Regions from separate parts of the Homo sapiens genome. Here region 1 is linked to region 2. The links are chromatin loops, found by intact Hi-C in ENCODE. Cell type or tissue: PC-9. All regions are shown on one strand. Links, peaks and the distances in the headings refer to the core of each region. The heading gives the core; the rest is flanking DNA.

What was found. Hi-C counts contacts between places; a loop is a spot of excess contacts. Peaks named below come from ENCODE experiments on the same cell type or tissue, not always from the same donor. Only the 100,000 strongest peaks of a DNase experiment are listed, where the experiment ranks them.
Region 1: it touches region 2 in a loop (9-fold over the local background); 4 of 110 quality-filtered maps call a loop at or near these places.

What each region holds. Positions count from the first base shown.
Region 1 is chr6:16,764,439-16,778,131 of GRCh38, reverse strand. It overlaps ATXN1-AS1 (ATXN1 antisense RNA 1), which reads right to left. Exons shown (of 3, transcript NR_136240.1): 3 at 11,249-13,693. It overlaps LOC124901268 (a long non-coding RNA gene), which reads right to left and starts at 10,988. Exons shown (of 2, transcript XR_007059480.1): 1 at 4,638-10,988; 2 at 3,144-3,535. RefSeq lists an enhancer at 8,720-9,014. In PC-9, for the core only: CTCF peaks have their summits at 6,766, 6,967 (motif pointing right) and 8,304; DNase peaks (open chromatin) are centred at 8,021, 8,761 and 11,741; H3K4me3 peaks cover 1,020 bases; H3K27ac peaks cover 6,264 bases.
Region 2 is chr6:16,840,119-16,857,050 of GRCh38, reverse strand. No RefSeq gene overlaps it. Among named protein-coding and RNA genes, the nearest start is that of ATXN1, 87 kb to the right of the region's middle. In PC-9, for the core only: no CTCF peak of the experiment used is centred there; DNase peaks (open chromatin) are centred at 6,560, 6,960, 7,460 and 7,520; H3K4me3 peaks cover 2,535 bases; H3K27ac peaks cover 4,802 bases.

The DNA.
Region 1 (13,693 bases), core at 4,895-12,894, 80 kb after region 2:
TGTTGGCCAGGCTGGCCTCGAACTCCTGACCTCAGGAGATCCTCCTGCCTCAGTTTCCTAAAGTGCAGGGATTACAGGCATGAGCCACCATGTCTGGCCCATTTAATTTTTAAGTTGCATCCATGTTGTGAGAGTACTGTGGTTCATTTGTTTTCAGTGCTGTATAGTATTCCAAGTTTGGATATATGACATTTTATTTATCTTCTCTACTGTTGATATTTTGACTTGTTTTCAGTTTAGGGTTGTTATGAATAGAGTTGCTGTTCTTCTGGTTCTCATGTGTACATATTTCTCTTGGATATTACCCAGGGGTGGAAATCCAGATCACTGAATATGCGTGTCTTCAACTTCAGTAGATAATGCCAAACAGTTAACCAAGAAGAATAATTGCAATGAGCATTCCCTGGATCCAGGCATGAGAGTTTCCACTGCCCTACCATGGGGTTTGGTGTCATTTTTTTTTCCTGAACTTGTCTTAATTTTCGGTTTTTCTCAATATCTATTAGTTTAGTTATGCAAAAGTGCTGTATATTTTTTTGAGAAAGTCTTGCTCTGTCACCCAGGCTGGAGTACAGTGGTGCAATCTCTGCTCACCGCAACCTCCACTTCCCAGGTTCAAGCGATTCTCCTGCCTCAGCCTCCCAAGAAGCTGGATGACAGGCACCCGCCACCATGCCCCGCTAATTTTTGTATTTTTAATAGAGACAGGGTTTCACCATGTTGGCCAGGCTGGTCTCAAACTCCTGATCTCGAGTGATCTGTCCGTCTCAGCCTCCCAAAGTACTGGGATTATAGGCATGAGCCACCGCGCCCAGCCCTATTCTAATGTTTTAGAATAGCATTATTCTAAATGCATTGTCACAAAGTGAACACACCTCTGTGACCACCACCCAGGTTAAGATAGAACTTTCTAGCACCCTAGAAGCCATCATCATGTCCCATTCTAATCCTAATCCTCTCTCTTCATCAAAGGTAAACAAGTATAATTAGTGTAACATGATTGATTAGTTTTTCATATTTTTAAATTTTGTACAAATGGAACAGTATAGCAAGCCTTCTTTTATGTCTTGCCTCTTTTGTATTTTCCAACATTGTGAGATTACTTTGCATTGTTGTACGGAGAGGAATTTTTTCATTTGTTTCTTTTCTCACCACAAGGAGGAAATTTTGGCCTCAGGGTGCTGACCTGCTCAACACTTCTTCAATTCATGGATGTTACTAACCAGTGCTATACAAGGATGAGAACACTGTAGAGCCATTTGTACTACAGTGGTTTTCTGCTGTGTGAGTACTATGTGCTGGGGTTGGACAGGCTGCAGGAAGAGTGGGTGCAATACCTCCAAGCCACCCCTTGGCTTTCATAATGGCAACTCCATTTGAAATGGTCTCTCAGTGATATGGGATGCTTTCTTTCTTTTCTTATCCACCTAAAATGCAAAACTGCATTACATCCTCAGGCCGCATGCTTTTATGTAAAGCAGAGCTGTCAGTGGATTTTACTGAAAAGTTGATTTATTTCTGAAGCTCATGGGAGTCTAAGGATAAGACTGGCATCTGGCCACAGGGAGGGAGCCTTTGACCTAGAAGCTGAGACAGCTTCAAAGCTGTGCTGGCACGTCAGGGAACACGGCACTTGTAGTAAAAATCCTGGCCTCAAAACTTTCTAGGGGAAAAATCCTAAAGCTGTCTTCCAAAAGGAAAGGTAAAATCAATAGCTTATGTTTTTTACTCTTTCAAATAAACAATGTTTAACTGTTCTACACAAAACAATTGTTTAAATCTAGCGTTTGTTTTTATGTCAACAGAGTTTGAACTCTCAAAATGGAATCTTGATATCAATCTATTTTTTAAATCAGCCCTCATTTGGCAACTCTCTGAAAAGCTGTGTGAATGTGTAGTAAACGTAATTTTTTTTTCCTGAGGCCTTGAGCTGTAATTATTAAAGCTTCAAATGCCCCCAGTGATCTTAGCTAGATAATCAAATTTGGATCATAGGAATGAAATAACCTAAAGTGTGCCTTCATTACTGCTCTACTGAAAATAATTCACTTAAGATAATTCTTACCCTCCTCCACCCCCATTCCATTACTAGATCATGGAGATAGACAGTGAATTTCTTTTTAAAAATTTTTTGTATTATACTTTAAGTTTTAGGGTACATGTGCAGGTTTGTTACATATGTATACATGTGCCATGTTGGTGTGCTGCACCCATTACCTCATCATTTAACATTAGGTATATCTCCTAATGCTATCCCTCCCCGCTCCCCCTACCCCACAACAGGCCCCGGTGTGTGATGTTCCCCTTCCTGTGTCCATGTGTTCTCATTGTTCAATTCCCACCTATGAGTGAGAACATGGGGTGTTTGGTTTTTTGTTCTTGCGATAGTTTGCTGAGAATGATGGTTTCCAGCTTCATCCATGTCCCTACGAAGGACATGAACTCATCAGTTTTTATGGCTGCATAGTATCCCATGGTGTATATGTGCCACATTTTGATGCAAAAATCCTCAATAAAATACTGGCAAACCAAATCCAGCAGCACATCAAAAAGCTTATCCACCATGATCAAGTAGACAGTGAATTCCTAAGAATATTCAAAATGATCAAATTAATTCTCAAAACAAAGAATTCCATGTGTATATCTAACAAGTATAATTTTTTACCGCCACAAAAATAGGATAAGGCGAGGTGTAATGGTTCAGGCCTGTAATCCCAACACTTAGGGAAGCCAAGGCAGGGGGACTGCTTGAGCCCAGGAGTTTGAGACCTACCTGGGCAACAATAGTGAGACCCCCATCTCTGCAAAAAAGAAAAAAAATTAGCGGGGTGTGATGGTGCACGCCTGTAGTCCCAGCTACTTGAGAGGCTGAGGCAGGAAGTTTGCTTGAGTCCAGGAGGTTGAGGCTGTAGTGAGCCATGCTCATGCCCCTGCACTCCAGCCTGGGGGACAGAGTGAGACACTGTCTCAAAAAGAACAACAACAAAAAAAATAGCATAAAATGTTGCTGAAATTATGTGCAAAACAACAAAGCAAAATGCTGACTAAAATTGCAAAATTTAAGACCTTACTGCCAAACCAGCTATTGAGGAGCTTACCGATTAACTTTCTAGAAAACAGGAAAGAACACTTTTTAAAATAGCTGATTGAGAAGAGTTTTTATTAATGAACTACATATGTATCCACTGGAAAAGTTATCTATGAATATATATGTTATTTTGAACAAGAATATATTTAGTCTGGTAGAAACTTAAACTATGTGAAATCAAGATTTCATCAAATTGAGCAGTGCTAAAGTGTTTTTGTTATCCTTTCTTTTACTAAAAAGATAAAAATCCCCTTTCCTCCCACTTACCTCTCTCTCCAAAAGAGGCTGGAAGAAGTTCCTAGACCAGGAAGGCACTGGGTAGGAAGTAATTGTGTAAGTCTCCCTGTCTCCTCTGCCAGTGCTTTTTAATCCTTATCTACCAATCTTCCCTGCTATTTCATGAAAAGAGGATCCCAGCTGTGCCAAATAGTGTGGTAGCTATATAATCTAGAAACAATCCACAGGGGGTTAGGACAGAAATTAACAAATCTATTTTAGCTTGAAATCTTACTTGTAAAGAATATCAACCAGTTTCCCAAACATCTACAGACCAGACAGAAATGCCATCATCTCACTTTATAAGAACCCAAGTGTGCGGGCTGCCATGATCAAAATCTTCTAGAATTGGATTTTGCTCATCACAGCAGTGTCCACCTTCTATGAGGACTAGAGGAGAACAAACACAGGACTGGGAGGGAGATGTCTTAGGTTCCAGTACTGAATTTGCCACAGACTAGTTGTATGATCTTTGCCAATTTCCTGCAACTCTTTGGCCCAGATTCCTGTCTATAAAATGAAAAAAAAATAATTGAACTAGATTCTGTAAGGATCTTTCCAGTTCTAATAAAATGGCATTATATAGCTATATTTTCACACTATAATTAATAGGCCACCCTCTCCTCATTATCCTGCATCCAGTTAGATTAATTGACACTTGTGGTTTTTTTTTGCAGATGCACTGAGAGATGGTGTTGGGGTTGGGAACCTAACTCATTCCTGGTACCAATCACTGGTCACTTCTCAGATGTGGAGTCAACTGAATGTGCTTTTGTGTCCTACCTCTTTAGGTTCTTGTAGAGCAACCTCATACCAAAAGTATGAGGAAGACTAGGTGAAGAGATCTGGGCTGCCATGTGTGTTTGTGATGTTCCCTGGAGGACTCAGGATTCATAAATCAATGGACCTCACTCTCTTTAATCTTTGGGAGTTATATGCATAGTGTCAACATTTAATAATTATAACTAGGGCTCGGGGGGCAATTTGAGATAGTATGTTGCAAAACATCACCAATGAGACCTGACATGTGAGAGAATTTTCCTGCACTAAGAATGACAGCAGATGCCACATTGAGGAGCTGCAAACTGGGAGCAAATCCACTCCATCCTACTATGAGCCCTTCCTGTTTTGTCAGCTAGCATGGTTTCCTAAATCTCAAATTGCAGCAGAACTGTTCTGCAATTCCATGGCTAGCTATTTCGGGAGCCTAACACAGCAGGACAAATGTGCACAAGTCCACACAGTATGACAGAAGAATTAAAAATGTATTTACCATCTGTTGGTAGTTTCCTTGCGGGTCTCTTTTCTTTTCCTCTCCTGCAGCCACAAATAGGGTCTTCTCACTTCCTTCCAACTTCAGAGAGCTGGGTTCTCTTCACATCTCTGCAAATGCAGGGCTTGGTTTTTTTTTTTTTTTTTTTTCTCTTCCTTTTTTCTTCTTCAAATTTCCCAGACTGTTGAACTCTGGTCTATTTCAGCTTCTAGAATCATTTCCCTCAAATACAAAGTGGAGTGAGGCTGTGAAGAGGTTACAGTGTTTTGCACATCTTGTGTGGCCAGGCTACTTTCAGACACTATGCTTCGATTCTGGTCACAGAGGACTCTGGGAAGCTTGCGGGTAGAACAGGAGAAGTTCAGCCCAGAGTAACTGAAGGAAATTAAGTCATTAAATTAGCCTTGAGAATTCATGTTGGCCCTTTACGATCTCCTTCGTCCTTACTGTAATGGGATACTTTAGACAGGACTTTAATAGGAAAGGGTTCTAGGGATTCAAGCATGAACCTCAAGTGAGAATCATTTCCAGCCCATGTAGCAGCATGAGTAAAAATTATAAGCTGGAATAGAGTTCTGTTAGTTGGGAAACCACTTAGGTTGATCTGAAGCCAATTCGCTTATGGAGAAATACTCAGTTCTCAATGAGCATCACTAGCTTTAATTTCTGGGATACAGGTGTTATTCACAATTCATGTATAATCCAAAAACTAGAGATTGGATTAAAAATGGTCCCTTAGCCAAAACATTGCAATGCAGTGTTATGACTGTAACTGTCCTATTTCATTCAGGTAATGACTTGTTAACAATTCTCAAGCTGCATAGGTGGATAACTTCACTTTGAAACCAGTGCTGGGTGACCCTGAACTTTGGGCAGGTCCTTTAAACTCCAAGCCTCAGTTTAATCACCTAATAAGTGAGAATCATGATCTCTATCTCACAGTATCATCATGGGGATGAAATGAAATGACATCTGCAAAGCCTGAGTGTGAGACTCAGTTCATTCCAACTCAGCTTTAATAGTCATGTCAGACACTAAGGCAAAGGTCAAGTAAAGAGAACATATATTATACCATAGTGTGGACCAGATGGATTAGTTTTGGATTAGCTCCTAATGAGATAATCATTGTGTTGGGGGCTGACAGAACTTTGCACATAGTAGGTTCTGGAAAACATTACTGATTAATTCATTTAATAGTCAATGCCTATTTAGTGGGTGTCTATCATGTGCCAAGAACTATTCTAGATGAATGAGCCAGACAAAAAAAAAAAAAAATCTCTGCCCTCCTGACAATAAACAAACAAACAAAGTAGATGACATAGAATGTTATAAAGCAACACATTTATGGGATAAATGAGCAGGGCAAGGTGGATCGGGAAAGTGAGGGAGTAGAATTTTTAGTAGGGTGTTCACAGCAGGCCTCACTAGGAGGTTGATTCTTAGAAAAAATAACCTGAAGAAGATGAAGGAGTGGGCCATGCGAACACAAGAGGGAAAAGCATTCCAAGCCGAGGGAACAGCTAATACAAAGGCCCTGAGGCAAGAGAGCAGCTGGCTTATTTGAGGACCAGCAAAGAGGACAGTGAGGCTGGCAGTGTGGGAGCAAGGACAGGGATAGATGAGATCAGAAAAGTTGAGGACCTGATCGAGGCCAGCCTTGTAGGCCATGAAGGGCTTTTACTTGACCTTGGGGGAGCCCTTGGTCTCTGAGCAGAGCTGTGGCATCAACCTAATGCAGGCAGTAGACTGGTGTGGGCCGGTAACTGGAGAAGTAAGGGCCAATTTAGGAGGCTGTCGCAGTAACCCTGACGAAGGACGGTGGTGGTTTAACTCCAGTGGTAGCAGTCCCAGGGCTGAAAAATGGTCAGATTCTGGATATGTTTTGAAGGTAGATTTAACTGGATTTTTGGCAAATTGGATGTGGGGTCTGACGAGAGAGTCAAGACACTGCCAGCGGTTCTGGGCTTGAACAGGTGGAAAGATGGAGTTGCCATTTTCTGAGATTTGCATGTAAGAACTGCTTTATCCATCTCAAGAGGACTTCCTTTGTATTCTGGCTTCAGTGTGAGGCCTCCCCTTCCACTCGCTCAGGGAAACTTCCTGAAACAAATGAGCTTCTCGGTTTTTTTTGGTTTTTTGAAAAAGGAGAATCAGAAAGACCAAGGTCTTCATAAGCACTTTGATAACACTCAAATAGACAGTAAAAGAAAGCCAAACAATTAGCATTGTATTTCCTCAATATCAAATTAATTTAGTTTTTGCGGTCTCTTCTTCACCCCAACCCCACCCACATGCTGGAAGACTACTTCTGAAGAGGGAAGCTGCTGGTGCATCGGGCGCCCAGCAGAGGGAGCTGAGGAGGGCCGAGGAGGACGCCGACACCAGCTGACGCCCCGTGCAGGAGTGTAATGTACTTGTGCTCTCTGAGGCCTGGAGCCAGAAGCCAGATGTTTTTCTGGGATGACGAGGAGGCGGTTCTAGAACTCTGTAAGTTTTCTATTCCATTAGACCTTTTCTTTGTTTATTGGTATTGTCATAGGTGCAAGACCAAAAGTACATCCAGAACAGATTACCTAGGAGTATCTGCAGCAGGAAGAGGTAGGGCCATATACGTAAATAAAGAGAAGAAAGGAGAATCCAACAGACCTGGAATCATGGATCTCATAAGGAGGGTGCATTCGTCTCCTAGGATGGCTATAACAAAGTACCACAAACTGGGTGGCTTAAAACAACAGGTATCTATTCCCTCCCAGTTCTGGAAGTTAGAAGTCTGAAATCAAGGTGTCAACAGGGCCATCCTTTCTCTAAATGCTCTAGGAGAGGAGGCTTCCTTGCCTCTTCTAGCTTCTGGTGGTTGCTAGCAATCCCTGGCATTCCCTGGCTTGTGGCAGCATATCTCCAGTCTCTGCCTTGTCTTCACATGGTCATCTACCCTGTGTCTCCTCTGTTTCTGTGTCTTCTCTTCTTATGAGGACAACAGTTGCATTGGATTTAGGGTCCACCCTAAAACAGTAAAACCTCATCCTAACTAATTACATCTGCAAAAATGCTACTCCCAAATAAGGCTACACTCATAGTTACTGGGGTTAGGACTTCGATGTATCTTTTGGGGTCACAATTCAACTCATAACAGAGGGCAGTGGAAAGTTACATGAAAAACTGATCAGTGGAGGGGAGTCACATAATTGGAGCATAAACAAAGGAAGCGCAGTTGCACGCTGAAACTGTAAGGGAGGTCAAATGGGTTTGGGAGTAGCAGGAAGTATTCAAGTAAGAGAGCTCCCACTTAGGATACTCTCTCCATCTGTGCTTATGGCCCTGTTTTTTTCGGTTAGAGGTTTAAAAAAATATTGTATAAATAAAAAGAATAAGAAAATAGCACTTCTCTGACTCACACATTGGGCAGAGCCGCAGACTCCTGTGATAATCAAGAAAGACTTCACAGAAGTGTTGATGCTTGAGCCGGATCTCAAAAGCATGAGGATAAAATCTCCATGCAAAAAAAAAAAAAAAAAAAGGAGGGAGGAGAAGAAAGGGCTTTCCATATAGAAGGTATATGCACACGCATAATGTTATTTAAATGATATCTCCTTCACCTCTTTAGGTGGGGAGTAAAGTCTTTAAAAGGCAAGGCTCTTGTTGTCTATTTAACCTGTATTACTCAGACACAGTATTTAAACAATGAAGGGGCAAAAATGTTTCTGGTTTTAATAAATGCACAAATAAGCACATGATAACCTGGAAGAACACTAGGGGCATATATCAGGAGGAGTTAATTATTGGACACATTTGCCAAAGCACAAATATGGAAACCCCACCCTCAGCCAGATCTGGAGAAATCAAAGAGTTGAATGTGGTATAAATTCCTTTGCCCTGATTGCATAAGGAGATCTGCCAACATTTTTCCCTTTGATATATTCCTTTCTGTACAAAGGGTCGAACTGGGTTCTTAAAAACCCAATCATGAACTAAGATATGCAATTCTGAATCACCATTGCGATCTAGGAAAATTAACTCCTCGCTGATCTTCCCAGATAAGCACCCAAGCTTGTTGCCTCCAAGATCTGCATCAGGGTCTGGCTAGTTTCTGTCTTAGAGCAACTCCCCTTTTTTGGCATAAGAATGTACAGGATGCCAGCGAAGTTCACACTGGGTCGTCTAAGTCTCTTTAAAGGCCTGATGATTCATTGCTGGGGGTTGGGGTGAGAAGGTAGTGAGGGGAAAGGAAGTGCTAAGCCAAGGGGCGGAGCAATATAATTATGAAATTGACAGCAGGAAAAGCTAGCCCTGGGAGTGAAGGGTTCACGTGTTCTTACTCCTGGTACTCAAGCTACAACTTTTAAACTGGAATAGGTGTGGGGAGTTAGGAAACATATCCTGTAATTTGATTGGCTCTCAGAGGAAATGCATCCAGTGCCTCATATATTTGTAATAACTATGATGTATCGATTTTCTTAACCCATTTATGGTTGCAATTTTTTGAATTTTTGCAATCAGACCTTGGCGATGACCTCGAGCAGTAGGATATAAATAACTCCCACATGCTTAGCGTTCCGATAATGGAACACTAGGCATAAATATTAACATCTGACAAAGAAGAAAAGCTCTCTCATGACAGTGCAGTTAGCAGAATAAAAATTTGGCTGTAGTGGTATGAGTGAATAATTTGTCTTCTTCTACTTGATTTACTTGTATTCTAGCTGACAGGGTCTTCCATTCTGTGCATTCATTTTGTACTTAAAAAGGGATTGTTTGTAATGTACAGTTTAAGTCTGAGTGCTATTATTCTGCTCTGTCAGAAAGCATCTGTGGCAGTAGCCATCGTTTTATGCCTGTGTCTCAGACACAAAGCAAATCAGTATCTTCAGTCGCCAGTCTTGAGAGCTTCCCAGATCTCCTAGCAGTTAAACTTTGGAGAGGCCTGACAGAGAGGGGTTCTGCAAATATCAAACTGCCTGACAACCCTCACTGAAACCCTGACACAGGCCGTTCCCTTGGTGAATTCTAGTTATTTATGTCAAAAAGCAAAGTTTGCCAATGCATTTTTCTCTAACTCTCCCTCTTCGGGGGTAAACTTGGTAAATTCCTCATAAAATAATTTTCTTAACCTCTGACCCTCATTCAGATCAGCTTCTCCTGGCCAATATTGACTCAAGAAAAATAAAGTAACTAAGAGAGCTTATAGCCACATATTTTAATGTCATCAAGTTAGAACAACAAAGAACACTGCTTCACTCCTTCCATAAAAATTTGATGTTTATTTTTGCAGCCTGTTGTTGCCCATGATCTTATTCCGAAGGCACCCTCAGCTTAACAGGCACAAACCATCAGCTGCCACTACCTTCAGTTCAAAAAATGGTGGTTCTGGCTTTGATTTAAATTTGGAAAATGTATTTCTTTTGAGGAAACAAAATGCCAAGTTGTTAATGAAATGCTTTTAATAAATTTCCAAATGCTCCTGGCCAATACCAAACAAAGTTCAACTCATTCATTCTAAGCCTCAAAATGTTGTCTGTTTTCTTTCCATGTAAGAAGAGCTATGTTCTTTAGATGACTAAGACCATAAATTATGATACTTGCCTTATATTCAATCTTGGTCAGAGCTGCATTGATGAAAATTTATCTAGGTCTTGCTTGCAAAATAAACAATGATGGTTAAAAATAATCATTTCTTTTCAGAGTATCCTATGGTACTAAATATATTAGAAAGTTTTTTTTTAAACAGATTTCCTTTTGATGGCCTTGATGTTTTTTAGTTAAGCAACAAATTATATAATTTTCATTATCAATGTCCAAAGCCATCTGTCACTAGAAAGTATCGGCCCCAAACCATTTAGCCACAAGCAGCAAAACCAGCTGTAACTCTAGGATGCTTGTGCTTGTGCTTTCGAAAACAGAGCATAGGTTTTCCATCAGCCTCCCAGGGTGACAAGGTACCAGAGCTTGAGAAGACTGAGTCACAGATAAGCCTAACAAATTTTTGTTTTGCAGGCCTGTAACAGATCTACCAGTGAGATCACGCATTCACCGACAGTCTACTCTCAGTGATCATTATAACAGAGTAGGATAAGTTCTGTGTTACACAGTGTAAGGGGGGAACATGGGGAAGGCAGAAAAATAAGTTATTTACCACACCACTGCAGGGAGCCATGCTGGGAGTCTAAGATCTTAAACTGGGTTCTTAGAACCAATTCCTGTGCCTCCTCAGCCCCAATATCTGTATCAGTGTTGTTCATTAGAAATGAAATATATAACCCTTCCACACATGTGATATGAAACTTTATAGTAGCCACATTAAGAAAAGTAAAAAGAGGCTGGGCGTGGTGGTTCACATCTATAATCCCAGCACTTAGGGAGGCCAAGGCCCAGGAGTTCAATAGCAGCCTGGGTAACATGGTGAAACTCCGTCTCTGCAAAAGACACAAAAATTAGCTGGGTGTAGTGGCGCATGCCTGTGGTCCCAGCTACTCAGGGGCTGAGGTAGGAGGATCACTTGAGCCCAGGAGGTGGAGGTTGCAGTGAGCAGAGACTGCACTACTGCACTGCACTGCAGCCTGGGTGACAGACCTAGACCCTGTCTCAAAAAAAAAAGTAAAAAGAAACAGGTAAAATGAAGTTTAATAATATATTTTATTTAACCCAATGTACACTATTAAAAAATAACCCAATATTTTCAACATTTAATCAATGTAAAAATGGAGATATTACATGTGTGTATATATAATACATAAAATTAATAATATAGGAATAATGAATAATATATATTATATGTAAAATATGTATTTTTTATACCAAGTTTTTAAAATCTGAGGAATATTTCACACTTACAGCACATGTTAATTTGGACTAATCACACATTTCAAGTGCTCAGTAGACATAGTGGATAGTGAAGACCTAAAGTACCTTTTTTTCTTTGTTTTTAATTGTAGACAGAGTCTTATTTCAGAGGTGGGTACTATGAAATCACAGACTGTTGGCAGATGTTTGAGTACAATGACTTTAATTTCACTCTTGACTAATGCTAATGTCATTTTCATTCCCAGGAAGCCTGTCTTGCTACAGTTTGGTGGAGGGTCAAGAAAGATGATTCAGAAGTATGTCTTTTAAGAGTCTTGGTGACACGCACAGAGCCCAGTGACTTTAGTCTGGGTGTGGTGAGCTGACCTCAGAGTCTATTGTGTGAGTGTTTTTCACTTTTGAGTTTGTTTTACTTTTGTGGTCTCCCCAGCCTTATTTGTGAGTGCAATCTAAGGAAAGTATATTTGTTTTGCAAGCACACTATGGTTTGCTCAGATTTTTAAATGACATATGTAGGATTACACCCTCTTTATTCTGTCAGTGTTTCCATTAAAAATTCAAACTTTCTGGGATTTATTACACAGCCATAACAAATTGCTCCAGGCAGAAACTTGGCAAACCCTCTTTAGTGTGGGAGAAAAATTCTTTTCAGCATTTTAGAAAAGATAAAAATAAATAAATGTTTACCAACTCAACTTACTCATGTGATTTTGTGATAGGGAAGACATTCAAATAAAATACACATTATATCTTCACATTTGTTTGTCGTACAAATTTGAAATATTAATATTAGCTTATAAGTCAACTTTTGCTCAAGAGTTGTACAACTGTCCCCCCCGCCTCTCAAATTTTTAATGATTCTAATGTTTGATTCTCATATTTGGAAGTCTGATTGCTATGATTCTGGCAGGTGCTGGATCGCATCAACTATGAATCTTTGTGTTTCAACGTGGTAAAAATTAACAGTTTTCCAAAGGTAAGATCTGTTCTGCTCTGATCTCCTTGCACACTAAGATGTCTTACTCAATTTTATATTCTCAAGTCTTAGTTATTGTAGATGCAGAGTAAGTGACTGCTTGTAAATAAATAATAAATATATAAACATATTATCTAAGAATAACTTTGAAAAACCTTTAAAACTGTAAAAAATGCTCTGGATCTTTAGTCTGTATAATTTCCCTCATTTATGAATACCTCAAAGCACTACTGAAACAATTAAATGACTCAATGTTATGAAAGCACGATGTGGTTCCATAACTTTTTGGATACTTGGCTTTTACCAAGTATGTTATCTGCTTCAAGGGAGTTTTTGAGGATGCAATATGGAAGAGTAGTGAAAAGTATGAAATACTACGTAGGTATAACTGAAACCTAAATCCTCACCACTGCAAGCATTAAGGAGAAACCCCTAAAATTATTCTGAGTGTAAACACAGCAAAAGGCGCATGGACCTTAACCAACATGTATGACACCAAATGAAATTAAGTTACCTGATGTAGGGTCCAGTGAACTGACTCTGTTTTTAGATAAACAGGAGCTACTATTAGGGTTGCCTGATTCTGTGTTATCTTTGTTTTTGAGTAAAGCTAAGGCATCTTAGGGTTGCCTGATTCTGTGTTGTGTTATCTTTGTTTTTGAGCAAAGCTAAGGCATCTTTTTCACTTTTGAGGTCCACTTTCTTTTAAGAATTCAAGCCTAAAACTCTAAAGAAGTTTATCTTTATTTTATTCAACTTTCAATCTGTTCAGTTACATAGTTGTTATGACCTGGTAAGCCTATCTGTGTTTGCTCAGTTGATTTGCTTCATTTTGAACTACATAACAGGCTACTTCCAATGAAAACATATACTACAATGTAAAATCTGTCATGATTTGGAGAGACCTGTGCACTGGTTTTATTAAGCACTCTTGTGCTCCCTCTGCTGCCATGAAGAAAATGTTCATGTTCAAGACCCCAGTACATTCCTCAGCAGAGCATTCTTTTTTGGCAATAATGATGCAGATGTGTGCACTTACAGTGCAGTAGTATTTATCCAAAGCATATAACATAATAATTTTTCATTGAAAAGCACAAATTAATAAGGGCTGTACTTACTAAAAAGGAGCAAAAAAGAAATAAATAGAGGAATTAACTTCTGCACTTGTGCCCAAATTTATTTAGGTTGATCCCTGTGGTATAGACCAGTGTTCTTCACATGATAATGTGTTTAGAAATCACCCAGGGGCCTGGTTCAAAGGCAGATTCTGATTTGGTATGTC
Region 2 (16,932 bases), core at 4,285-12,284:
AATCCATCCAGTCTGTGCAAATGATAGTCAGATGAAGATGGCTGATGGTGAGTTTCTCTGGTGGCTAGGGGCTGTGGCCTTACCCAAGTGCTCTGTAGGGCCAATAGGTCACACATATGTATGATCTAGTCTGGTTGATGTAAAGCTACTTCCTGCCATTCCCTTGCCTCCTTGTCCAATGCAACTCAAAACCTCAAATCTGTAGCATTAATTGTTTCAGAAATGGTCGCCATTCTTTCCTTTGTCTATTTTTCACACAGTGTTGTACCACCATGGTGATCCCTCACTCAAGTAAATCATTTTAGAGCTCCTTGTGCATAGGTAGCTTGTAACTTTAGGCAAAGCCCTTAACCACTCTGGGTCTTGCTTTCATTCTGAAGAGAAAATATTTTGGCATTTCTCAGAATACTATATCCATGAAAGTTTTTAAAAGTCTTAGCGAAATAAGTTGATGGCCCTCTTTATTCCTAATGCATACTAGCATATTAAAATTTCTAAGAACCACAAGGGAACTTGTTTGGCTTTGCTTAACACAGTGTCCACAAATTATTTTATCTGGGAAACTTTCTCCTGGTAATACGTTGCCATCTCTCAGAATTAGTGGAAAAACATACTTACTCACCAAATTACTTTAGACTGCTACACTTGACAATCTTTAAAAGACTGTTCTAACTCTCCTGGACACTATGGTTCACGTCTGTTATTCTCCTCTTCTCCCAAATGATTTGAATGCCTAGATTAAGCTAAATGACTCCATGTAGTCAATAGTTGCCTTGAAAAATTGCTTGAATCTGGGCAATTTATCTGCCCACCAGTCACATAGTTCATGGCATTTAACACACTCACACACCAGAGTACAGTAAGCTAAAGGTTTTAAAGACTGACTAATACTCCACCGTGATAGGACAGACGTTTGGAGTTTCAGCCAAATCTTGTAAATTTAGCAATGAATATCAGAGCAACTCCTTCTGTTACCCTAAATGTCAGGGACTCTTACATTTTCATGAAGAACACACAGGTCTTGGTTTTTAAAGGTCTTACATGAGCACTTTCATTGAAAATCATAAGGTTTGTCTACATTGAAAAGATGAGTGCTACCATTAGAGGCACGTGAAAAATTAACCTGGAAGTTCAAGGAGTGTTTTGATGTTCCTAGGTGTGGATTAGATCAAACTTCAGCACTCTAAGAGAGCTCCAATTAGCATATTTCAGGACCAGTATGACCACTTTCCCCCACAACCAATGTTTCAACATAATCAATTATATATTTTCATGCTCTATTATCTGAAATTGAGCTAAGTAAACTATGTTTACTTAGTAATTGAGCTAAGTAAACTATTTGATACCCCAAAAAGAATTTTGAGTGTAAAGATTAGTCTGTGTTTTGCCCCATATATTTTACTATACCACAACCTAATTACTTCCTCTTCTAGGTGGTTAACTTACTCCCTATTACAGAGCCTTACCCATCCAGTTCTTCCCTTGATTCTATTCTAGCATAAAGTCCATAAGACAATCTGTGGAAGGTACCTTCAGTTTTGAAATATCCATATGCCCATGTCTATGTGAGTGCTGATACTTTGAGCCAGTTCCAGTTTATTTGCTGAGTTTTATCCTCTTGCCCTTGTCTTGATTTCTGACTTTGCAGTGCTCCTGACAGCTCAACTGTTTTCAGATAAACTGCTTCCACGTTAACCTTGCCTTGCCTCACCTATATCTGGCGTCCAATCTTGAATCCAACTACAATTATAGCACAACACTATAAAAACAAGTCCATTTAAGTGTGCTTGGGCACAGAGAAATAACAAAGAATGTTGAGTAGCCACAAATAAACTATGCATGTGGCAGTTGGGTTGAGTCATTTTGCAACTAAACAGCCACATTTGAATAAGACTTATATGGAAGCCACTCAGGTATAGTTTCATAAGAACTATGGGCACCAGGGATTGTTCATCTCACTTCTCACATTTGAGAAACCTTCCCTGATTGCCTGAATCCAAAGGGACTTGCTTTCTGAAGTTATGTAGCTCCTATTGTGTGTACTAAGTGCCAGGCATTTACCATTGTCTGGCATTGCACTGTCTGATTGTCTCATTGGCTCTATTTTTACACAGGGATAGTCTTCCTAAATAGATGAGAACTGTGCCTAACTAATTTTTATATCTCCCACAATCTGTAGTTTATAGTAACAAGAAGATATTCTCAGAGATTTGAGCAGCTAGACAGTGTGATACGGGGTCATCAGAGGCATCTATTTGAGTGAATTGGAAAATGACCTGGAACCTAACTGTCGAGTGAGGATTGATGGGAGGGAAAGAAGAGATTGTGAGACAGAATGAAGAAGACAAACAAAGGAAGTTCAACTTGCTGCTCTGGTTTAGACTAAACACTACCATTTTCTTTGTTCCACGAGGTTTTCAGAATTCCCTTCTTTACTACATGATTACCAATGTTATTTCATAGGTGGCAGATTAGACAAGAGCCTCCTGAGCATTCCTAATGCCACCATAAAATAATTGCAGCAAAAGTCCCAGGAATTCAGATTTAGATTTATCCTTATAAGGTTATTTACCCCTCCGACAGCTCATAATAATACTCAACTAAAGTGAGAAGGAAGCTCTGTCCAGAAAAATTCCTTCCTCATTCTCCTAACTCAACATGAGCCTCAAAGGTCTTTGGGAAACTCAAAACTCATAAAGAGCACGGCATCCTACTTATAAGCGTTTTCAAGTCAAAGACACTCTTCTCATTATCACAACTAGCAACTATGATTCTTTGAAATGACTTATGCCTGGGAGTGATTAGTTTGTCCTCTTTACATATTCATGCCTTTATATTAATCTATTGTATGTGGCTATGCATTGACCAGCTCAAAAAATCATTTAAAAAAATATAAGTAGTGTTTTTTTAAATAATAATATTTGGTTAAACCCAATAAATGATTCAGCAAATTCTTTTTTTTTTTTTTTTTTTGAGATGGAACTTCACTCTTGTTGCCTAGGCTGGAGTGCAATGGCGTGATCTTGGCTCACTGCAACCTCCGCCTCCCGGGTTCAAGTGATTCTCCTGCCTCAACCTCCCAAATAGCTGGGATTACAGGCATCTGCCCCCACACCCGGCTAATTTTGTATTTTTAGTAGAGACGAGGTTTCCCCATGTTGGTCAGGCTGGTCTCAAACTCCCGACTTCAGGTGATCCTCCTGCCTCGGTCTTTCAAAGTGCTGGGATTACAGGCATGAGCCACCATGCCCAGCCAAAACTGTTTTCTTTTAAAGACATAAATATAGTAAAGGGATGTTTTCCTCCCAAAATAATTACAATAATGCCCAGGTATCTTGGTAAGCTAAAATAGTCCTAACCACTTGGGCCCACCCTCCACTTTGGGATCTGACTCCAGACTAATGAAGAACTCACCATCTTACTTTAGACTGACAGTTATAAATTGTCTGAGTGGCTGCAAACGTCCAACTCCTTAGAGGCTTGAATAATATCTTTTAGTCTGTAATTATAAGCAGGAGCAAATGAACGTCTATACACTATGATTTTGAGACAGATTCAAATAAAAAGAATTGGTAGCATTATGAACTCTACCTCAAAAATATATCAGATAGGTACAAGTAGATCAATGGGGAGACCCAGAAGATGTTGCAGTTTTCTGCAGTCAAACAAATTATAGAAATCAGGGCAGGAGGAAAAGAATACAGAGCATGCCAGGGTGGCAAGATCCATTTGTCTGTGTTAACGTATCTATCTGCTCCCTATGTTCTCATATTGACCTTGGTGCGATGAAGCCTGCAGTGAGGCAGAAGACCTACGCTGTTGTACGTATGGCTCTGCCTTATGTTTGCTGTGTGGCTTGGAAAATTTTACACCAACTCTCTGGGTTCCAGGTTCTTCTTCTGAAAAATGGAGACACAAGTGCTTTTCCTATTCACCCAGAGGGGTAGTTATGAGGATAAAATGTGATAATTTTGGAACTGGCTCAGTGTCTTAAAGAGCTCTCTGCCTGCTGTTGACAAGGGAAGTCTAGTGTAGACTTTCAGAAGGCTGCCTCCCTCTCTCCAAAGGTTGCAGTAGACAGTGGCCACTCCTCCATCCCATGAGCAGTAGCATCACTCAGCATTAGCGACTAACATTGTTTCTGGCGAGGTCCTTGCTGTTCCTCTATCTCCGTTTCCAATAAGATCTTTTTCAGATTACTTTGGAACTTCCCAAGACGGCCTTCATCCAAAATGCAATGTTCAGTTCCTTTTTTGATCCGTATCCAGGAGCCCTAGACTAGACCAGTTCTCCTAAAACTCATTGAGCTTCAGATAGAGCCTCAGGTTTCAGCTTGCCTGGAAAAGATTTAAGACAAGGAGTTACGTGAAGATTTTGTAAACTATGAAATTCTACTCTGTTGTAAAGTAGCCCTTTGTGATTTTACAGTAATGGAGCACTCACTGAACCTTCAGAGGCAACTCATTCCATCTTTGGATAGCTCTGATGGTTGAGCTGGAATCCAGGTCCCTGTCACTTTTTGCCATTGTGGTCCAAGTGCTACTCACAGTTCCATACGGAAGTCCAATCACCCAGGACACTTTTTCTTTTCTGTCCCCCCTAAAAAGTCTCTTTTTCCCTGTTGTTTCTCATGGATATAGTATCTAATTCCTTATTGCCCTGTTTTCTTCTCCCTGAACACCTCCAGTTTTTCTGGCTTGAGGGTAATAACTAATAATAATGGTTATTACTAATATTCCACTAATAATCTGCCAGTTCCTCCACAAGAATATTATGATTTTGTGAGATTCTTAATGAAGCTTCAAATATAGACGGAAAACAAAGGTCAAAAATCTAGCTTATTTCCTTATCTATAAGCCTGGTTATATTGTCGATGAAAGAAATGAGTTGTGTTTGACATGATTTGTTCTTAGTGAACCAGTGCTAGCTCCTAGTGATCATTGCTGCTTCTCTTAAATAATCCATTCTAGCATCTTGGCCAGAATTCACTTTCACTTCCTTTCTGGAAATCAGAATGACACCCCAGTTTTTGAACCTTCCTTGTTCTCTGTAACTCTTTACAGATTCATAACAATGACTCAGCAATCTCTTTAACAACATTTCTCATTTTCGTCTTTTGATAAGAGATGAACCATTTGGATCCCAGAAATGAATGCAAGCTAACTTTGTGTGTCTGATGTGGATACTTCTTTCTGTGTAAACCTGAAAGAAGGTTATTTCTGAGGACTGAGAATTCTGTTTAGAGAGAGGGTGGGCTGAGACAACAGACTTCACTATCTTGAAACACCAACATCCACAACCCTCTTTATGCATAGTCCAAAAGAACATGAATTGTTTCCTAGCAGACAAGGTTCAGAGCGTGTACAGAAGAGAAAAAATCATTAGTAGGATCAGGCGGGACAGGCAGATAAATGAGGAATGAAAAGGATGACAATCGGAACCTGTGTTTTAATCCTTCCCAGGGTGCATCACTCCTAGAAAAGAGAGAGGACTTTATTAGTCTACATCTTTCTCCACTTAGGTTTGGCATGACCAGCAGCATCTCTCCTAGGAGGGAAACTACAAGTGTCTGCTGGTCTGGATTAAGATACAATAACAGGGGAAGCATATGGTCATTCACATGGTGCTTGTTCCCACACTGCGCCAAGGTTAACAAATTAATGAAAAGGAAGCACGCGACATAAATGTTGAGCCTTATTAAACATGAGATCATCACTCCCAGCTATCTTTATCTTACAAGAATCTAAATTAAAGCAATGCAACCCCTCTTCCATGCATACACAGTGAAAATCATTCTTACAATAGCAAATCATATTTTTGAGGACAAACAACAGCAGTTTTAAACTCTAAAATTGTAAGGAAAGAGTCTGTTCTAAAAGAGTTTTATTGAGATGATATGGGAAGAAGCAGTGTTATTTATTTAAGTACAGCATTGCATTTTCCTTTGTCCTTTCAACAGGTTAGTAATTACAGGAGTAGTGATTAGCCTTGACAGAGGGTACACAAAACGATAAATGGATACTGTGTGCATGGGGGGGCTCTCTGGTGCCAAGCTTATTATTTTCAGTCAGAGCTAATTATCCTTATTATACTGCATGACTCTTTTCTCGTGAATTATGAGTGGAAAAGTGCTGAATAGAGTTTTTTTCCAAAGTGCCCTGAACTGTGGAGGGAAATGAAAATTACAAACAATGAAAAGCTTGTTAGACAATGAGAGCGATCATCTATAAAGGGATTCTGAAGGAACTTCCCTTTTCCTGCGCTATAGAAATGTAAAGTGCTTATCAGAAAATGATCAGGGTTTTGTTTTTGTTTTGTTTTTGCGTTTAGTTTTTTTTTTTTTTTTTTTTTGCCACACGGATGATGGGAGGAAAAGAGTTAGACTCAGCTCAGCCTGGGGCAGTAGCAAAGCAGCAGGAAGAAAGATGGAAAGTCTTACTTAAATCTTTGTACAGGATCAGTAAATTATGGAGGGTGGGGGGCAGATGGAGGGTGGAGGGCAGGGGGAAATTGTGTTTAGACACAGGGGCAGAAGGAATTTGTGGTTGCTGATTCATGCAATTAGATCCCCACGGCCAGACCCTTCAGTGTAAGGAAAGATAGGATCCTGCCTGGCCCAAATGCCACCTGAGAACCGACCTGAGAAGAGACACTTCAGTTTGAAATCCAGTTACCACTCAATCCTTTATCTGTCTCTTTTTTCCCTTCTCTATTGCCCCCCTCCCATTATAGTGATGCATATGAACAAAATTCCACAGATGGTGCATGCTTTTATGAGCTCAGTCCTGAAATTTGGTTCGAAATTTCCCCAGTGTCCTCTGTGCTTCTCTCTTTGCAACAGATGCACTTAAATGTTAGCAATTTATTTGCGGCCTGTGCTCCAGCCAGAGCTGGAGAGACAGGGCTGTTGTACAAAGAGTAGCACAGCCACTAACACAGCACGAGGTTCCCTGACCGCAACTGCTGGGGCTGCGGGAGGAGGCCTCTGTTTCTGTGGGCACAGCCAGTCAGTCACAGGAAAACCAAACTTTATCTTCCCCTCCTTCCAGCTCAAGTCTGGTCCCTGAATAAGACGTTAAATCCAGCGATTGCCGAAGAAGGGCTTTCCTTTCTTTAGCCTATCATGCCTAGTATTCTCCACACGCCAGCATCTCATTCTCAATTTTTACCAGTTAGCCGGCTTCTGGGATTCGGAAGGCTGGAATATAGAATTTCATGAGAGTTCAGGAACAGGCAGATTCTTTTTAAGGACACCAGGGCTCTGTAAGGTGACACCCTCTAAGAATACAGCCTTGGTTCCAGGGTAACGAGTGAGTCAACCCTTTTATTTAGTATGTCAACAGTGAAATGCTCATTTAGTTGGACTAAAATATTCTTGAACAGAAAGTTATGGGCTCCCTGTGTGGGTTTGGAAATGTCAGCCCAGATAAGCAGGCAATTAATGAGAGTGCAATTGTTATCTTCCTCTAACGCAAGCATCACCGATGAGATTAAGAGGTGACATGTGATTGCCCAAATAGGGGCGTGCACTAGTAAAACATAATTAAGGAAGGAAGTACATCCTGGAGAAGCAACTTGAGTTGCTTAGTGAGGATGACATCTTCTTTATGCTTGTAATATCGTTACATAGGTGAGATCACCACAGGCCAAATTGCCCAGATCCTATCCACAATCCAATGGTATTAGGAAACTTGTTATTTTAACCTGTGATTCACACTTTTTCATCCTCAATACAGGCTAATCTTGTCACTCTTCTTAATAGTTTTTGTTCCTTTTCCACAAGATTCTTTTCATTAAGATGAAGAGATTCCAATGTCCCTAAGTCTGAGTGTTTTTATTATCGTTATTTCTTGCTAATTAGTTAAATTTGAAGTTCCTTAAACCATTGCACCAGAGTATGACAAACAGCCTTTCAGCAAGGGACTAAGCTGGTACCCAGTTTCTACACACATACCAACGGGGTCATGATGTCCACCCAGCATATTTGGATCAATCATTCTGGTGAAAATTACTTCCCAGCTAATTTCATGGACTATTTTTGATGTGATCATTCACCTTTTTCTTTTGGAGGGGGTGGAGAGGAGGGAGCGGAACTGTAGTCTAGAGAGTGGGGAGCAGCGTAGTCTCTGCTGTCTGACCACCAGCGCTGCAATTTTGATCCATGTTTCCCATATGACCTAAGCAAGTTACTTACAGCTTCTTATCTACTATTCCCTTATCTACAAAGTGGGCAGTAACATGATTTATTTCAAAGGGGTTAGATTTGAAAATTTATAAGAAGCTTAGCACAGTTCCTGGCATTCAGTAAACACTCAACAAATTTTATTGTGGTTATTTTTATTATTTTATCGGCATCATGGTCATTTAAAATAAGGTGGCATGCATTTATATAATAATGCTAATGTTATACTCCCATATTGTAAAAAAGACAATAATGCACTCAGGTATAGTCATCATCATTTGCAAAATGTTAGGTAGAGAGGATCCTGATGAAATAAGCTTCAAACAAAGAATGATTTTTTTAAAAAACCCAGATCTGATTCTGATCATATCACTGATCTGCTTAAACCCTTCAATGGGTTAAGCACTGCTCATAGGATAAAGCCCAAATTTCAAAACACGACTTTGCAAGGCCCTTTGTGACCATGTCTTGCTCACCTTTCTTACCTCAAAACAGATCGCTAAGCATGGGCTTTCATCTGCCTAGAGTATTCCTCCCTCCTCTCTACCCATAACTAATGTCTACACATCCTTCAGGATCTGACTTCCATGCAACTTCTCCCTTGAAATCTTCCCAGTTTCTGCACACCTGAGTTGGCTGTCCCTCTGGCCTGATACTATAGCATCGTGTGTTAGTTTTGTTGTTATTGTTGTTGTTGTTTTTCTGTCAAAGAATGCTTTGGAATTGCCATTGTTCTTGTCCCTCGCTAGCCCAAGAGACCCTTGAGGATAGGGATGGTGAGTGCCGAGTTCACCACAGTTGCACAGTGCTTGTACGTATGGGTGATTCATTTACATAACAAATTTTAGTGAGTCTCTACATATGCATTGCTCAATCCTCCATCCTTCCTCAAGTGAGCTGCACAGCTCAAATGGATTCACAATTTAAAATTAGACTTAGCCTCATGCAAATACATAGCTCAGTACTCATTCCGGCTTGTTCTATTACTGTATGTGAGTGGGAAATTCTAGGTGGAGGTCGAGGTTCAGGACATTTGCCAATAACTTCACCAAGTCAGCCTTTACTTTCACCACAAAATGTCTTTGTAGCGGGGAGCTAATGAAAGGCAACCTGCTGAAGGTGGGTAGGAGACTTCCATGCTGCACTGGCATAGCAAGCACGCTGCTTATTCATTCATTTGGGATGGTTTGGAAGGAGAACAAAGCCCCTCCCACCAAGCTACCATGATGCTTCCCATCAGGCAATGCTGCCGCCAACGCCCTTCTCATTTCCCAATTAAATGTGGAAAGCCAGCTTCCTGGAAATTCCAAAACACAGGGACAAAGAAACTAGATGTCTGTCCATATTTTGCAAGGCAATCCTGGCAGATGGAGCAGCTCCTCGATAAACTTTTACACCTGAAATTCAGATTTTCTGATGAAGGGTATAAGGCTTTGTGTTATTTGTTGACAGTTATGAGCCACAATCATATTTAAATCTCCCTGCAAACTGTATCTGTTATGCCAAAATAGCTCTGGTTAGGTTTACAGCCTGGGTAGAAGAGTAGCTCCTGACGTTATTAGATGTGTAAACCACTGAAATGTAGTGCTTAGGGACTTATGTGCATGGAAATACACAGGTTTTGTTAAGTATATTCCTCAGCTCTAAAAAGGAGAGGGACCAATTTTGTTTGTGCTGTTAGCATATTGTTTGCTTGGCTAAAGTCAGGTTGCCATCAACTGAGGGGATAAGGCATGAGTCAATGGCTAAGAAAACTTAAAAAGGCTTAGATATGGCTGCTTTTAGCTTTCTGAATGGCTGGTGCCCAGCTAAAATAACAGATGCATTAATACTTCCCCAGTGTTACACAAATGCTAAAGGCAGTGGAAAGCTGACCTTCTCATGCTTCTTAACAGTTTTAGTCCAATTATGACCCTACGATGCAAATGCTAAGGCCTGCTAGTGGCTTCTTACTATAATTATTTTGCTATTGTCGTCAAAGCTGTCACAAAATCAGTGAATGAAAGCAGGTGCTCTTTTTCTAAGAATGTGAGCAATCTGCTTATTTCTCCAATAGGCCAGATTAATTATATTAGCTTGATGCAAACATAATTGTAGTTTTTGCCACTACTCTTAATTGCAACAACTGCAATAACTTTTGCACCAACCTAATATTAGTGTGTCAACACAATCATGCTAAGGACATGAATAAAATGCATGCATATGGAGAAAATGTATTTATCTACAGAACTGTAGACTTCTGCCCTAGGGAAAAAATGGTCCGATGTCCATGTTTTAAATTTTTTTATCTCCAATCTGTCAACGGCAATGATTACATCATTACAGTGAAAATGCTGTTCACTTTCAGACTTAGGCAAGACAGGGAGCCATACACATCCCAAAATACCTCCATCAGGGAGCACCCTTCAGAAAACACCCCTTGTTTTGCTCTGTTTTAATTGAGCAATAGCCTTTTACATGAAGTTCTAGATTTTTTTTTTTTCAGATTTTGCATTAAATAAAATAAATCGACCTGAGATTTTCAGTTTTATCTTGGCATTTTTTCCCCAGTGATTTTTTTTTTTTTTGGAGATGGAGTCTGGCTCTGTTGCCCAGGTTGGAGTGCAGTGGTGTGATTTCGGCTCACTGCAAGCTCTGCCTCCCAGGTTCACACCAGTCTCCTGCCTCAGCCTCCCTAGTATCTGGAACTACAGGCACCTGCCACCACGCCCAGCTAATTTTTTGTATTTTTAGTAGAGACGGGGTTTCGCCATGTTAGCCAGAATGGTCTCAATCTCCTGACCTCGTGATCCGCCCACCTGGATGACAGCCTCAGTTATTTATGGCTGTTGACCTAGGTATGTGTGATGTGGGGATGGAAGATTGTTTGGCTTCTCTGTATGTATTGCACTAAAACCATAATGAATAAACTATAAGTTAAATTAGAAACATTTTAAACTCTAATTAATTAAAAAATTAATTCACAAAAATCAAATTACCTTCCCAAAGTGTATTTTTTAAGAGAATGGGTAAAATGCTGACTATTACAAGATAATAGTAATGGAAAAAACTGATTAAGTAACTGAGATACTGCCGGTCTTATAATAATATTAACATATGCATATCATAAGCACTAAGTAAAATAATCTTATAGTCTCTCCTCACCACAGAAAATCAGCTGAGTCCCTGAGGGAAAGGTTATTATAACTTCCTCCCCCACCTGGTACATCCTTGGACATTAGCCTGGAAGGCATCTCTAAAGGTACTTAGCACTAATTAGCACTTTCTATAAAGATCTTCATTTGTGGAATTACTTATAGGGGAGTCAGGCATCTCTTAAAACGGGTGCTGAATATTCTTTAGTGGCTCATAGAGAAATTTTGGCTGCCTTTTTCAAGTGAGTTTCATAAAAAACAAATTTTTAAAAAAAAGTAGAGACATTTACAAAACTTTTTAGAAATACATGCACATTCTAGAAAATTCATTGTGTACACTTATTAATAGCACCGTGGCGAAGGAACTGGACTGAGATCCAAGAGACCGATGCTCTGGTCCTTATTCAACAGGGGGCCAATCGTAGGACCTGGGCCCAATCTCAATTCTTTAAGCCTCACTTTCTTTACCTGGAAAATGGGGATGACATCTTCCTTCTCTCACTGAGTCCTTGTAAGGATAAAATGAGACAACTGACAGGAAACACTTTGAAAAGCTGAAATCGCTAAGTAAATGAAATATCTTATTATAGAAATTATCCAAATTCTAAAATGTCTAAGCTCATTGAAAAATAGATATTTGATTATTTGTAAAAATACTATGCCTGGAAATATCAGGCAATAAGTTCCTTGGTTGTACCCATTCTCTTTTTAAAATATAGTTTCTCTATTTGCCCATTTTTTGATGGTTGGGCATTTTTCCAGTTCCTCCATGACCTCTGGAAGAAAATTGTTTAGTGCTTCTGGGGTTAACTTTAATCAATTTCTTAACTTTGTGGGATATAATCAGATAGGTCTAAAAATTTAAATACAATCTTTTTCTGGAAATTCAACTTAATGGGACACTTTCTAATCCTAGAATGATTTTCTAGTCTTAACTTTTCTTTCTTTTTAGTTTTATTTTTCTTTCAAAATACCTAAGCAATTCATGATTATTTTAGAAAATTTGAAAAACAGAGAAAACAGAGGAAAAAAAATTTCCATAATCTCATTGTTTTTTAGAAGTTACCTAAATCAAGAAGTAAAAGACCCCTCTTCATGCATCGGTCCCAATCCCCAGAGACAATCACTGTTTTTCCCAGGAGAGTACGTATCCTTTTTCACTTACGCAAACCTGCCATCAACAGAACACCCATATATGACAATAATTAAATCCCACTGCTTGATAGTCTTCCAACTTTCCATCATATAAAAACCATAGCTTTACACGTTTTTTCAATTTTGTCCATCTGAAGCTATATTTCAGTTCACAGCTTATTAACTTGATTTACAATTTTTATATATTTCGACAGATGGTAAGTGGCCTCAATTTGTACTCTGGCCCCAGGCTCCACAAATGTTCCAGGCAGAGCCGCAGCAGTGAGCCTGCTCCAGCGGGTGCTCCCTGGGTCCCAGCCTCTGTTGGGCCCCACAGAACCCCTGAGTCATCTTGGCCCTAGCCCCCAGGCTCTTTCTGGAAATATGGATGTAGGGGATGGGAAAGGACAGGGTGTAGCAGACTCAAAGGAAGAAGAGGAACAGAGATCCAGTACTACATGACACTGTACTCTAAAGGCTTTTTAACTTTCTGTTCCTGCACTAGACTATAAGCTTTGGAGGGCATTGGCTGAATCATGTTTCAGGCACAGAACTGGCTTTCAATACATAGCTGTAGAAAGGACTGAATGAGGCCGGGCACGGTGGCTCATGCCTGTAATCCTAGCACTTTGGGAGGCTGAGGCAGGCGGATCACCTGAGGTCAGGAGTTCGAGACCAGCCTGACCAACATGGAGAAACCCCGTCTCCATTAAAAATACAAAATTAGCCAGGCGTGGTGGCGCATGCCTGTAATCCCAGCTACTCGGAAGGCTGAGGCAGGAGAATCACTTGAACCCGGGAGGTGGAGGTTGCGGTGAGCCAAGATCACGCCATTGCACTCCAGCCTGGGCAACAAAAAGCAAAACTCTGTCTCAAAAAAAATGAGACAGAGAGAGAGAAAGAAAGGACTGAATGATTGAATGAACAAACAAATGAGGAAAAAAGAGAGTCCCATCACTTATATATTTCCATATATATGGAAACATATAATTACTTACGGATCTCATACACTAACTTATGGATCTCATGCACTAACAATTCTGAAAGCAGAACATTAAAACACTGAGTAAGGTGCCTTTGGCCACTTCCTTTTAAATACGTACCTCTCAGTATATTTATGAAAATAGCAGTGCCCTTAGCTGATAGTCAAATGACATTTTCACCCTAAATATGACTGCTAACATGGAATGCTCTAGCTGAAGTTGTGACCTACTTTTTAAAAGTAATACACCTTGCATGTAGCGGAGATAAACATTTTTTCCCTACATTGTGGATGTATTATCAAACTCATTGTTTGCTCTTGAGTTTAATCATGTATCAGCCCAGAATTGTAATTCTGACCCTGTGAAGTAAAAATGCAACAAGGACTCAAAAGACAGAACATTCTGGGTAAGTAAGGCTCTGTTTGTGCATTTTAGTGGCAGATAAATCTAGTTGTGTTGGCCACATTTAGAGTACAAGTGCCAGTGTTGACAAAATGGCAGCCAACAGTAGGTAGACTCTGCTGCCAGACCCAGGATGACCAACATTTTTATGTCTAAGATCACACTATATTGTTTACACAATATAAAGGAACCATAAAACAAAAACACAAGCATTGCTGAAATATATGGGTCAGTTTCTCATCATGCCTGTTTTGCAATCTCAATATTAGCCATGCTGCCAGGCTTGGATTTCCATGCCTATAATATAGCAATTTCATTTCTAGAAATTTATCCTAAGGAAATAATCAGCGAGATGCACAAATATTTATATACAAAGATTCTCATCACAGCGTTGTTTATATTAGTGAAGCACTGAAAACTGTCTTAATGTCCTACTCTAGGAGACTGGATAAATAAAGCGCGGTGTAGCCAAAGGACATAACATTATAAAACCATTAAAAACCATCATGGTGTAGCAGGACAGCAAATTGTGTGGGAAAATAATCATGGTATATCTCACAGCATATTGTTAAATGAAAAGAACAGTTTGTAAAATAACAGACAATGTGATTCTACTAAGAATTCCACCTAAGAATGCAAAGAAAAATGACTAGAATGCTATAGAGCAGCATTTTAACAGTGATTCTCGTTGGGTGACAGTAGGAGTGATTTTACTTTCATTTTTGTGCCTTTATTTTATAAATTTCCTACAATTAATATGTAATAAAAAATTTGGGAGTATGTAATTCTTAAACATGACTACCTGATATCAGCATTCTGGTTTGTAACATTGATGATTGTCACATTTTATGCTCAACTCCCAGTCTGCAGAGCCCCACACCCAAAGTCCTCTTAACCCCTGTGTTTGGGTATCTGTATGTATTTGGGTAGCTGGCTTGTATGCTCCTTCGATGGCTGGGCCTGTGTCTTCTTCATTTTTGTATCCCCAACATGAAATAAAAGTCATGAAGCAATCCTAGGTTTTCTCAAAGATCCAGGAAAAATTAATCCAAAGAAATACTTCTGAATTCCATGCCATAACTGAATGCATTCCTCCAGCCTCCCAACTGGTTCATGGCACAAAGTAGCCACCCAGGTTAAAACCTTGTAGTCAATTCAACGTGATGGGCTCCAACTGTATCTGTCGAATTTGCATGCCCTTTAGTAAGCATTTTACTATTCACCGTATAGGACTATCACCCAGATTTAATTAAATAGTTGATTAAACATGATAATGGTGGTCATTTCAATAAAGCACTGAATTTCAATTCCTTGTTCAGAACATAATCCTTATGACTACATTATCTCTAGGGGAAAATCAAATCTTTTTTTTTATCTTTTTCCAGGAAAGTTTTCCACTTAGTAGGTGAGAGAATTGCTCTCACAAGGGCGATTCCTGTATTCTGCACCTGGAGGCTGGAGTGAAAGGGTGAGAGGGAATGCTCACCCTTGTACCTGAGCCCTTGATTGGCCCTAGATGTAAAGATGTCATGGACGCTCACCTTAGGATATTTATGACGTCTAATGGAGTCAGCGAGCAAGGGCATTCCCTAGAATATCTGCTGCAGCTTTAGATGCCAGTACACGTAACTCTCTGGCAGGTAATTAGGGACGAGGCAATCTAGTCTAGACTTTGGGATTTTTCTGGTTGGTTCCTGCATGCCCAACCAATCAATATGCATTAATCATTGAACGCTTATTGTTAACATGATTCAGCCTCAATGATTCATCTGCATTACACACAGGGAAGTCTGTTGTGACTGGAGATGGGCAAAAGAGTTAAAGGAATGAAGAGACGTGTTTTGCCTAAAGGTGCAAAATATTTCTGTGATAAGTGATGAGAGCACCATGGTGGGGTGGAGAGCAAATGCAAATTCATCAGGAATTTCCAGAAATGTGCGGACGGCGCCTTCCTAGCATTGTCTGCATGGCAAATTCAGCACTTGGCGTATGCTACTTCGAATTGTAATTATTTTTCATTTATAGATACCTTATCCTTCCAGCTTTGTTATACACTCCAGAAGGGTAGGGGCCACATTGCTTACGTCTGGGTCTCCAGCACCCAACACCCAGCCTCAGAGAGGTAGCCCCTCAGTACTAATGATGGGAGATAGCTGCCTCCTTGGTGATTGTGATGATGCTGCCGGCAAAATCTGCCATGCTGACCAAATAAAGGTAAAACTTTTGGAGGTGCTGTCAAGCTTGATTGCCCAGTGAAGCTTCTTTGGCCTGCTAATCACTGAAAAACAGGCTCTCTCACTCATATGAGATCTCCCCTCCTTCCTGTTCTCAGCTAGAAATACCATGAGAACAGACTGTCTCACAGTGTTTTCAGATTTCCACTTCTAGTCCCTGCCAAAAGCAGGAAGTGCAGAAGTGGGCGATAATTCTTTTTTTCTTTTTAGAACACTTTATTAAAGAGTTTTGGTTGTTACTTGTTTTTCCCCCTGAACCTCATTAGAATTAATTTGAGCAATACTTTGAATTCACATGATGATTTTCTTACAAGGCACACAAAAAGCCTTATTTATCAATGCCATTTCCCCATAAGGTAAGGTAGAAGGAGCTACCGAGGGTAATGAACATTAAAGATGGAAGGCACCTTGGGGATTTTCTACTCTGGCATATTTTTTAACTGATGAGAAAATTGAGACCCAGAGTCATCGAGTGGGGGTATTTCCTGCTCTGTGTCAGCACATGCCTCCCTGCCGTGATACAACACAGTCATTCTCTTGTCCTGCACTGCCACCACCCCTACCCTATCACCACTTTCCCTCCCCACCCCCACATCTATTCTACCCCTCTGCTCTCCTGCTCCTTTCCCCAAAGTCAGCCCTTTCATTTTGGGAGAATCAATAGCAGATAACCATCATTAAAAGGACCAAGAATAATCACCGTGTCTGACTGTACTTTTGGAAATGAAGGAAGAAAGGAGGAAAAGGAAAACAAGAAGGAAAGAAGAAAACAGAGGAGTAAACATAACATAAAAGGGGGGAGGGAAGAAAGCAAATGTTTATCAGAGACCAAGGAAATGCCTGCTACCTCCTTTCAACATAAT